Regions from separate parts of the Mus musculus genome. Here region 1 is linked to region 2. The links are chromatin loops, found by intact Hi-C in ENCODE. Cell type or tissue: heart. All regions are shown on one strand. Each heading gives the region's core, and the rest is flanking DNA. Links, peaks and the distances in the headings are about the cores only.

Region 1 (4,395 bases), core at 123-4,122, 50 kb before region 2:
GCCCATCTCACCATATTGGTGAAAGCGGATTCCACATGGACAGAGATTTAAGGGTAAAGAGAATACATTTTAAATGTTTGCAAAAAAAAGGTGGTAGAACATCTTGGATGCAGTTAGGAACGGATGACTAAAGAAAAGGCAAATACTCGTGGGTGCCGAAGTATCTTTTAGTCACCTGGTGTAATTGTCCCATAGGCTTACTGCCGAATAAGCTCACCCTTTCGAGTTCTTTCTGAACTCTGGCTGGCTCATTCAACTCAGCTGTTTTGACTCAAAACTTCTCTTAAAGCTGCCTGATTCAATCTGACTTCTCTCAGCTTCTCACTGCATTGCTCTGCTTGGCTTCAAACTGACTCTGGACATTTTTTCTAATCTCTGGCTCCTTCTTATTCTGGCTTCAACTGTCTCTGCTGAACTGCTGAACGGCATGAACTCAAGAACAAACTCAGCTCCACTGACTCCCAGCTGACTGACAAACTGACCGGATTCTCTTTCTCTCTCCCCCTCTGCTCCCTTCCCCTTGCTCCCCCCTCTTCCCCTCCCCCCTGTGCACAAGATGCTCTTAAATAGCTTTTCTTCTGAGAGTTGGGCAAATTTTATCTTTGACTCATTCTGTCAAATCTTTCTCTAATGCATCACTTTGTTTGCCTCTCAATTTGATATTAGAGGCAGGTAGTAAAGAAATCTGGCGAGAGGGATTTAAAGCTGTGTACTAAGGATGTGTTTGCATTCCAGCCAGATCTCACGGACCTAGAAGGTCTAGGAATGTGATCAGAGTAGCCATTTTGCTGGATTGAAATCCTACACGTGAGCCTTGAGTAAATATATTAATTTGACTATATTAAAGTGCTATCTATAATATATAACAAACCATGGTGAAAGGCAAGATGCAGATTGAGAGAAGATATTAACAACTAAAATAATTTTAGAGTAAATATAGTAACAGATATATGGGAAGAGAGCAGGGGGTTAGAATGGCTCTTTCACACATGCACACACCCGACTCCCACACCAGAACTGGCCAGCAAACAAACAAACAAACAAACAAACAAACAAACATTCCATGCACACGAGTCATGAGGGAGATGCACGATAAAAGGATTAGATGCCATTTGCACCTGGAAGATCAGAACTTGAAAACTTACAAGGGCTGAGGTCAGGAAAACAGAAACTTATTCTAGCGAGAGTGTACATGGGCACAGCTGGGAGCATGGGATGATGGGGCGACTGACGTGCCTATCAACTCAAAATTCCACCTGAGTAAATGTATGTCCAGGAAGACAAGGACAGATGCACAGCATTTGCAAGCAAACGCAGAGTAAGCAGAAGCTGACCCTCCAATGGCCGACTAGCAAATGGTGACACCTTAGACTGAAATTAAAAAGAGTGTACTTATGGCTGCCTTGTATTCATATATTATAAGCAAATCTCTAAATTTTACTGTTGGAAAAGAAAAGCAAATTGCAAGATTATACATACATACATATATACATACATACATACATACATACATACATACATACATACACACACACACATACACATGTGTGTGCATCCTATTTATGCTCATTTAAATACACATAGAACAACTGAAATTGTTGGAATTTATAAATATTCAGTGAGAGTTCATGATCGTGGGCAAGAATAACAGACACAGATCAGACCAGAGATCTCTGTGGAAGGAAGTAGGGACTCAGAGGAAGGGGCCTTGGCTTTAGCTGTTAATGTGCAGAGAAAAATTAGTTACTCAGCCTGGTCAAGTGTTTGTCTGGTTTATTTTCTCTACCTTTGGACACGTTTGAAATATTTCTTTTCTACATTATTTATTTAGATTGTTTGTGGATGCTCACATAAGCCCATGCCAAGGTACACATGTGGAAATCAGAGGACACATCCTGAAGAAGTTGAGTCTCTTTCCAGTGTGTGAGTTGCAGGAATAGAACTTAGGTTGTCAAGAACTTGGCAGCAAATGCCCTTACCTACTGAGGCATCTCACTGGCCCAAATACTTCATATTCAAAAATCTGAATAGAAAAAAAAAACTTTCTAAACTAGGACTAAAATTCAGTCTTTTCCCCCTCTGAATCTTTTCAATACCATACAATTTGTGCATGTCACGTGAGCCAAGCACAGACAACTGTCTAGAAACCTCCAAACTTGAGGAGAACACATCCTAACTGGGAGGGGGGGAGGGGAGGTAGTGATAGCCCCTTATTATTTTGGGTTGCTATGCAATACCTGCCACTGATAAAAGCAGCTGTAGGTTTTGTTTTTGTTTGTGCTAAATATAAACACAACAAGGAAAGACCCATTCGAAGGGCTTCCCCGGGGTCATATCCTTGGCTGTCATGTCTGCAGATGGCAGACATGAGTTCCCTTTGAGTGCCAAAATGTCTCTCAGTGTTGGTGCCTGTCCTTGCCTGCTTGGCACTGCCAGGGAGGCTGTGATGACAGAGCCTTTCAAGGACTGCAAGTAGCAGGCTCCTTTTGCAGAGGTCATGTTCTCTTGGGTGACCCTGTATTGAGATAGATAGATAGATCAAAAGGGAGTCAGCAGTCTAGCCAGAGTAGAGGTCATCATAGAACTAAGTCTATATCCTGCCACATATAATTTAGGTCTCAAATGTTCCTGAGCACCTTGTGCACTGCATTCTTAGTCCCCAGCTCATTTCTGGGATTGTGACATAAACTCTAAGCAGTCAGGCCCAGTAAAATGTGTGTTTGGCCATTGGGGGTACACCCTGAAAAAGATGAGTTGAGGATTCCAGTCTCTTCCTTTTCCTCTCTGTTGCTTCCCTACCATAGAGTGAATGGTTAGGTTCCTCCATCAGGGAATGCTTCCTGGCCAGAGGCCCAGAGGCCCAGAGGCCCAGAGGCCCAGAGGCCCAGAGGCCCAGAGGCCCAGAGGCCCAGAGGCCCAGAGCAGTAGGGCCAATTGACCATGGATTGAGACCTCCAACCTGGAGACAAAATAAACCCTTGGTTCCCATTAGGTTGATTTCCTTCAGCTATTCATGGTAGTGCCAGAAAGTAGACAGTTCTGTAACAGAAAACCATGCTGAGAGGATTGGGGTAAGGAAAAAAAATGAAGTTTCAGGGCACCTCTCAGGATTAACAGAATGTGAAATTCCCTCCTATCTCTAGTCATGGAGTGAAAAATCAGCTATTGAGATTTCCCATCAGAAGGGTTGGGGTGCCAGCTTTCCACTGCCAGAAGCAGGTTTATGGAGGCAACACAGGAATCTGCCCACAAGCTTGAGCACCCCTCGCCTGTCCCCACCCCACTCCACCCCACCACAGTGTTCTGAGAATAGTATTTGGTCAAAGAGAGTAAACCCTCCCCTCTGGGGTGAGGTCAGACACTGGATTTGGCGTGTAGAGAGCAAACACAAGAACAGGTTTTAGAAGTGGCAGATAGATTGTACCTATCACTGGTGTTCTGGTGTTTCCCAATAAAGTTACCAATCAAATCACAGGTCTCCTCACTGAGGCCGGGTTTCCTGACACAGCCATGGCAAGCACATGACAAAAACAGAATCCAAAGATGACTTCACATTCCAGGGAAGATAATGCACACGTTGAGTCAGGAAGTAAGCCTTGAGAATTCGCTGCATGATTTTATAGTATGCTCGTTAATAGCCTACCTTTACCAGCGCGTTCTAAGCCCTGGGACCTGTGGATGTTTTGTTATATGGTAAAGTAGAACGTGGATGTTGTGATGACCATTCTTAATTGGAATCCAGAAATGGAGGGCTCACCTGTGAGGGATTTTTTTTTTTAAATGTGAGCTGTTTCTAGCGAAGGGGCTGCAGTTACCATGAAGAAGGGCAACTTCTGGGAAGAACTCAGTATATCACAGCATTTACCACATAGGTTATGGTGAGTCCTCCAGGACACGTTGTCTGACTAAGTTCTTGGAACAGAGATGTAAGGGGAATTTTCTTATTGACCTTGCTTTCAGGCCACCCCAGAGCTTGCAAGTCTCAAGCCCCTGTGTTCCTTTTAGAGTCCTGCTGACAGCTGTTCAGGGACACCTTGGGCAAAGCTGCTGACATAACCGGTTTGGTTAAGTGGTTTGGTCTTGGACTGTGGTTTGAAAACAAACCTCCCGATGGACAATTTGGAAAGGCCCCTGAGAGAGCCCCTGAGTAGTTTCCATAGCCCTGTTGCTACACGCGTTTGAATTGTTTTGGCCTGGTTTTCTGGGATCCTCACCGTACTCTGGTTGATGAACTAAGCTGTGTAGACAGCACAGGCAACACAGAGCCAAGCCCTGTCATGGGCTTCACACCACACCAAGCCCCAGCCAACTCTGGCTCCACACTTTGTTGATGAGGCTCAGGGACATGCAGTGTTGAAGCTGATTTCCAGAGAGTCCATTCCTTGTCAAAACAGC
Region 2 (4,395 bases), core at 154-4,153:
TAGCAATGAAATAATTTTATGATTGAAGGTCACCACAACATGAGGCCGCCACACTGTTCTAGAGAAAAATCACCTGGGTGGGGAAAGGTTTGGGAAAGCCTTTCTGTCCATTCTTCATTCTTCAAAGTGATGTGTTCACAGAAAGCCTTTCAGCTGTTCTGCTGGGGCTCTTAGTAAGTCTGAGTAGGAACTGTATGTACCAGGTCTGCTTCTTATGGGTGGAGCCAAGACGCATCGTGGGTGGAGCGAAGACGCAACCTCACCTTCTAGCTCTGCATCCATAGCAAGTAGCCTAATGTTTCTGTGTCTAGGTGTCATCTCTGTGAATCGAGATCCTTGGCCTTGCTTGAATTAGGGAGGCACAAAATACTCAGAGATTCAAGACTGCTCAGCAGCCCAGAGTCCTTCCTCAAAGGAAAGGTCTCAACTCTCAGCCCCCCTTAGCTCTGAGTCAGGCCTGGAACAAACGGCCACAGGAATGAGAAAAGCTGCCATAGCTGCTTGTCACTTCAAGAGGTCAAAGAAAATAGTGTTAACCATGAAAACGAGAAGACCAACAGTTATCCATTGATAGCGTCTCAGGACAGATAGGACAGAGAGAACACTAGGAGAGGGGAACCCACGAAGGACAAGGTATTAGTGTGTTGGTTTTCAGGGCAATGTCTTGTACTGAAGATTCTAGAAACACAATTTGCTGGTTGAACAGCTGAAGTGGGGTGGGGGTTCTTACCCCATGTTCATGGAAGGGTGAGTGAGGAGAGACAGATATATGATGGCCAGCATAACAAACATACACAACACCCTAATTAACACTTCCCTCTTCTACTGACACCCCCTTCACTCTCCTCTTTCATAAAAAATAAAAAAAGTATTTTATGTGGCTCTTACGATAGAATCTTTCCTCGAACTATAAAAAGATCTAAATATTTATATTTTTCACATTTTAATATCTTAGCGATGACAAGCCAGAAACAAGTATTTTTGCCTCTCTCAACAGCAAAGCTTGGGGCCTTTTTGTTTCCGTGTTAGGAATAGAACACGAGAGCCCCGTGTATCTAGGCAGATGCTCTATCATTAGCCCATGAGTCTCCAGCCTCAGACGCACATTTTTCTCGGGCTCTCTTAAGCTTTTCCCACAGCATTGGGAAACTTTACTGACAGCATCCAAGTTGTGCTTCTGCTAAGAACTGGACTCACATCTCTCTGTGCATCACTTCGGCCCGTTTTGGGGTAGATCCTCTGATTAGCCTTCAGATTTAGAACACGGTGAGCCTGTGGTGCACTAATTATGGCCAGTGACACCATAGAGTCAAAGTGCATTACTGAATGCTTTCAATTTCTCCTAATGCTGGTACGATGGCATGTCACAGGGCCATTTTAGCTGCAGACATCACTCCAGAGAATTCCAAACAGATAGAGACAAGTGGCACCCAGACCCATCTCCTTCCCCTCGGGCTGATTATCCCCAGAAATAGGATGTCCCAAAGCAACACTTCCCAGCCAACTGGAGTGCTGATAAGTCCAGTTATCAGAAAGATATGGCTGTAAGTGTGATGCACAGTGCTTGCATTTTCTTGATACGTTAGTCATATGAGAGCTGACAAAGAAGGAAAAAGAGCAGCGATGTGGTGCAATATTAACAGGCAGCTGTCCCCTGGCTTCCCGATACGTGGGATGACTCGCATTGCTGAGCGGTGTGGTCACTGCCAAAGGAATGACCCTCTCACATTTCTTCCTGATTCGCATACGCCGCGGCCAGCTTGTCATCTCCCTCTTGGGCTTCCCAGACACTAAGTCTGGAATGAAAATTCACCTGCCTCTGAATTGGCCACTGGTGGGGGCAGGGGTGTGACTTGGCTTCCCAGGCTGGAAGATTATCTCACCCAGCCCTAGCTATATAACGGGCTGGTGTGGAGGGGCTCCACAGGGCCAGTTCCAGGGGTTCATCCACAAGAGAGAAAAACATAGACTCACGGCTGCCAACATGATGGTACTGAGAGTAGAGGAGCTGGTATGTAAAACATCTTTTTTTTTTTTTTTTTTTTAATCTTGGCTTTTATTTGAAAATACAGATGGTTTTTCTTTCTCAGGAATAATGTGGGGTTGGCGTTAGTGACTTCCTAAGAGAAGGTGGTTGAGTGGGTTGAGTGGGTTAAAAGTGAATTTTCATGTGCTAACCTGATGCTCATCTTAATTGTGAGAGGAAGGCAGGCACCTGGGATACCTGGAGCTATGCTCCAGACAGTGCACCGCCTGAAGGTGGCTGTCGCTGGATGGAGAGGAAGGACCTCCTGTGGCATTGTTTGTGGACAGTTACCCCAAGATGGGTAGCTTTGCTTCTGACTTCAACATCTTCTTCACATACAGGTAACAGGCAAAAAGAACAGCAATGGGGCCGCAGGGGAATTCCTTCCTGGGGAGTTCAGAAATGGAGAATATGAAGCTGCTGTTGCTTTGGAGAAGCAAGAGGACCTGAAGACACTTCCGGCCAACAGCGTGAAGCAGGGGGAGGAACAACGGAAAAGCGAGAAACTGCGAGAGGCAGAGGTGAGGACCTCCCACAAAATCCTAGTGGGAGTGGGGTACGGAGGTCCCTGAGGAAGAGGGGAAGAGAGGAGGAAAACAAATAAAAACTGCTCTAAAGATGTCTTTTCACCAGATATGAAGCGCATGATGCAAAGAAGCAGTGCACATGGAAATGACTGGGGGAATTACTTTTGGATTCCTCCTGTGTGGAGGGTTGAATCAATGATTGAATGTGCTATGACCACGTTTTGATCAAAGGACAGACAGATAATGATAACCAGAAAAGCTCCAACATCACACACTGCCTACTCAATTTGAGCCAAGGCGATTTGTTCTTTTTGATAACATTGAGTTGTGGCCCACGGGTCATAGAATAAGCTTGCCATGTTTATTGAAATTTATTTATTGAATTTTTGTAGATTACTAACACAAATTTAGAAGTGCAGCAGTAATCTCCGTTTCAGAGACTCGTGAAGGAGAATGGCATCAGTATTTGTGAATTTATCTGTATTTTCTACCCTTGGTTAAAACATATGTTAGTTTTTGAGAATGAGAAAACAAATTCTATAGAAATCTGGGCTTTATGGTACTAATTACAAAATGATTACTGAGAGACTATGTCGTGCCTCTAACCAATTAGTCAAGGACTAGTTCTACAAGCAAAGGAAGTAAATATGACTTAGATTAAAATTAGACCCCAAATACTTTAATGAAAATAAAATCCCTGAAGTCAGACACTCACTTGAAAGTGCTTTGGATTTCCCATTCTCAGCCCACTCACAGTTTGCTCAGGCTGTGCAGGGTTTGTTCAGGTACCACAATAGTTAGAACTCACTATATATTTTTCAACACTTGATTTTTCCCCCCTTTCGTTAGCTCAAAAAGAAAAAACTAGAACAAAGATCAAAGCTTGAAAACTTAGAAGACCTTGAAATAATTGTTCAACTGAAGAAAAGGAAAAAATACAAGAAAACCAAAGTTCCAGTTGTGAAGGAGCCAGAACCTGAAATTATGGTAAGGACTGTTTGGTTATTGCACATCCTTATAAGTTGCAGGGGTGAGTCCTGTGGAGGGACGACGGCAGCAAAACTCATGGCCACTTTCGATTTCTTTCCCTTTTCTCTCCTTTCTCCTCAATTTCTTTCTTCTTTGTTCTTTCCCACTTTCTCCTCTACTCTTTATGAGCATCCTCTCCCTTCTTCTCCTGTCTTGTCTTTTCCTCTCCCTTCCCTTTGCCTCTTCCTCTTCCTTCTCCTCCTCTGTCTGTCTCCTCCTGCCCTCCTCTTCCCTCACTTTAGACTGAACCTGTGGATGTGCCGAGGTTTCTGAAAGCTGCGCTGGAGAACAAACTGCCAGTTGTAGAGAAATTCCTGTCAGACAAGAACAGCCCCGACGTCTGCGATGAGGTAAGCAAGCCTGTGCCGTGCCTTCCTGGAGGCTGGCAAATACAGTCTCAATGTCTTCCACCTAAAAGTTTCTCCAGCTGTTGCTACATCTGCCAGTAGCAGAGAGAGAGAGAGAGAGAGAGAGAGAGAGAGAGAGATTATTGTTCCCCTCTGTCCCACAACCGCCAAAACTAGATTAGCATGATGGATTGCATGAGGCTTTTCTTGTTCTCATATAATTCTGTTTGATTTATACGAGGTCAGTTCATCTTTAACTTCTTAGATCCTTGGTCTAGACTTCCATAAAGGCAAGGCCAAAAAATTACTTCTGGTGAAAGATATTATTAGTAGTGTCTTTGATCAGACTCAAATGCCCCAGCATTTGGAGGGGAAGGTGGAATTCCCCATCTAGTTCTGTCATCTGGCTTCCTGATTTGGAACAGTTACGATGCGCTGTCTCCCTCTCAGTCTATCGGTCATCACA

Evidence for each region. Peaks named below come from ENCODE experiments on the same cell type or tissue, not always from the same donor. Only the 100,000 strongest peaks of a DNase experiment are listed, where the experiment ranks them.
Region 1: it touches region 2 in a loop (6-fold over the local background); 7 of 42 quality-filtered maps call a loop at or near these places.

Annotation. Positions count from the first base shown.
Region 1 is chr19:36,167,323-36,171,717 of GRCm38, reverse strand. No RefSeq gene overlaps it. Among named protein-coding and RNA genes, the nearest start is that of Gm32081, 15 kb to the left of the region's middle. In heart, for the core only: no CTCF peak of the experiment used is centred there; DNase peaks (open chromatin) are centred at 2,397 and 3,397; H3K27ac peaks cover 1,173 bases.
Region 2 is chr19:36,117,371-36,121,765 of GRCm38, reverse strand. Ankrd1 (ankyrin repeat domain 1 (cardiac muscle)) reads left to right here and starts at 1,922. Exons shown (of 9, transcript NM_013468.3): 1 at 1,922-2,011; 2 at 2,368-2,547; 3 at 3,403-3,540; 4 at 3,825-3,932. The coding sequence starts at 1,985. In heart, for the core only: no CTCF peak of the experiment used is centred there; a DNase peak (open chromatin) is centred at 1,785; H3K4me3 peaks cover 3,130 bases; H3K27ac peaks cover 4,000 bases.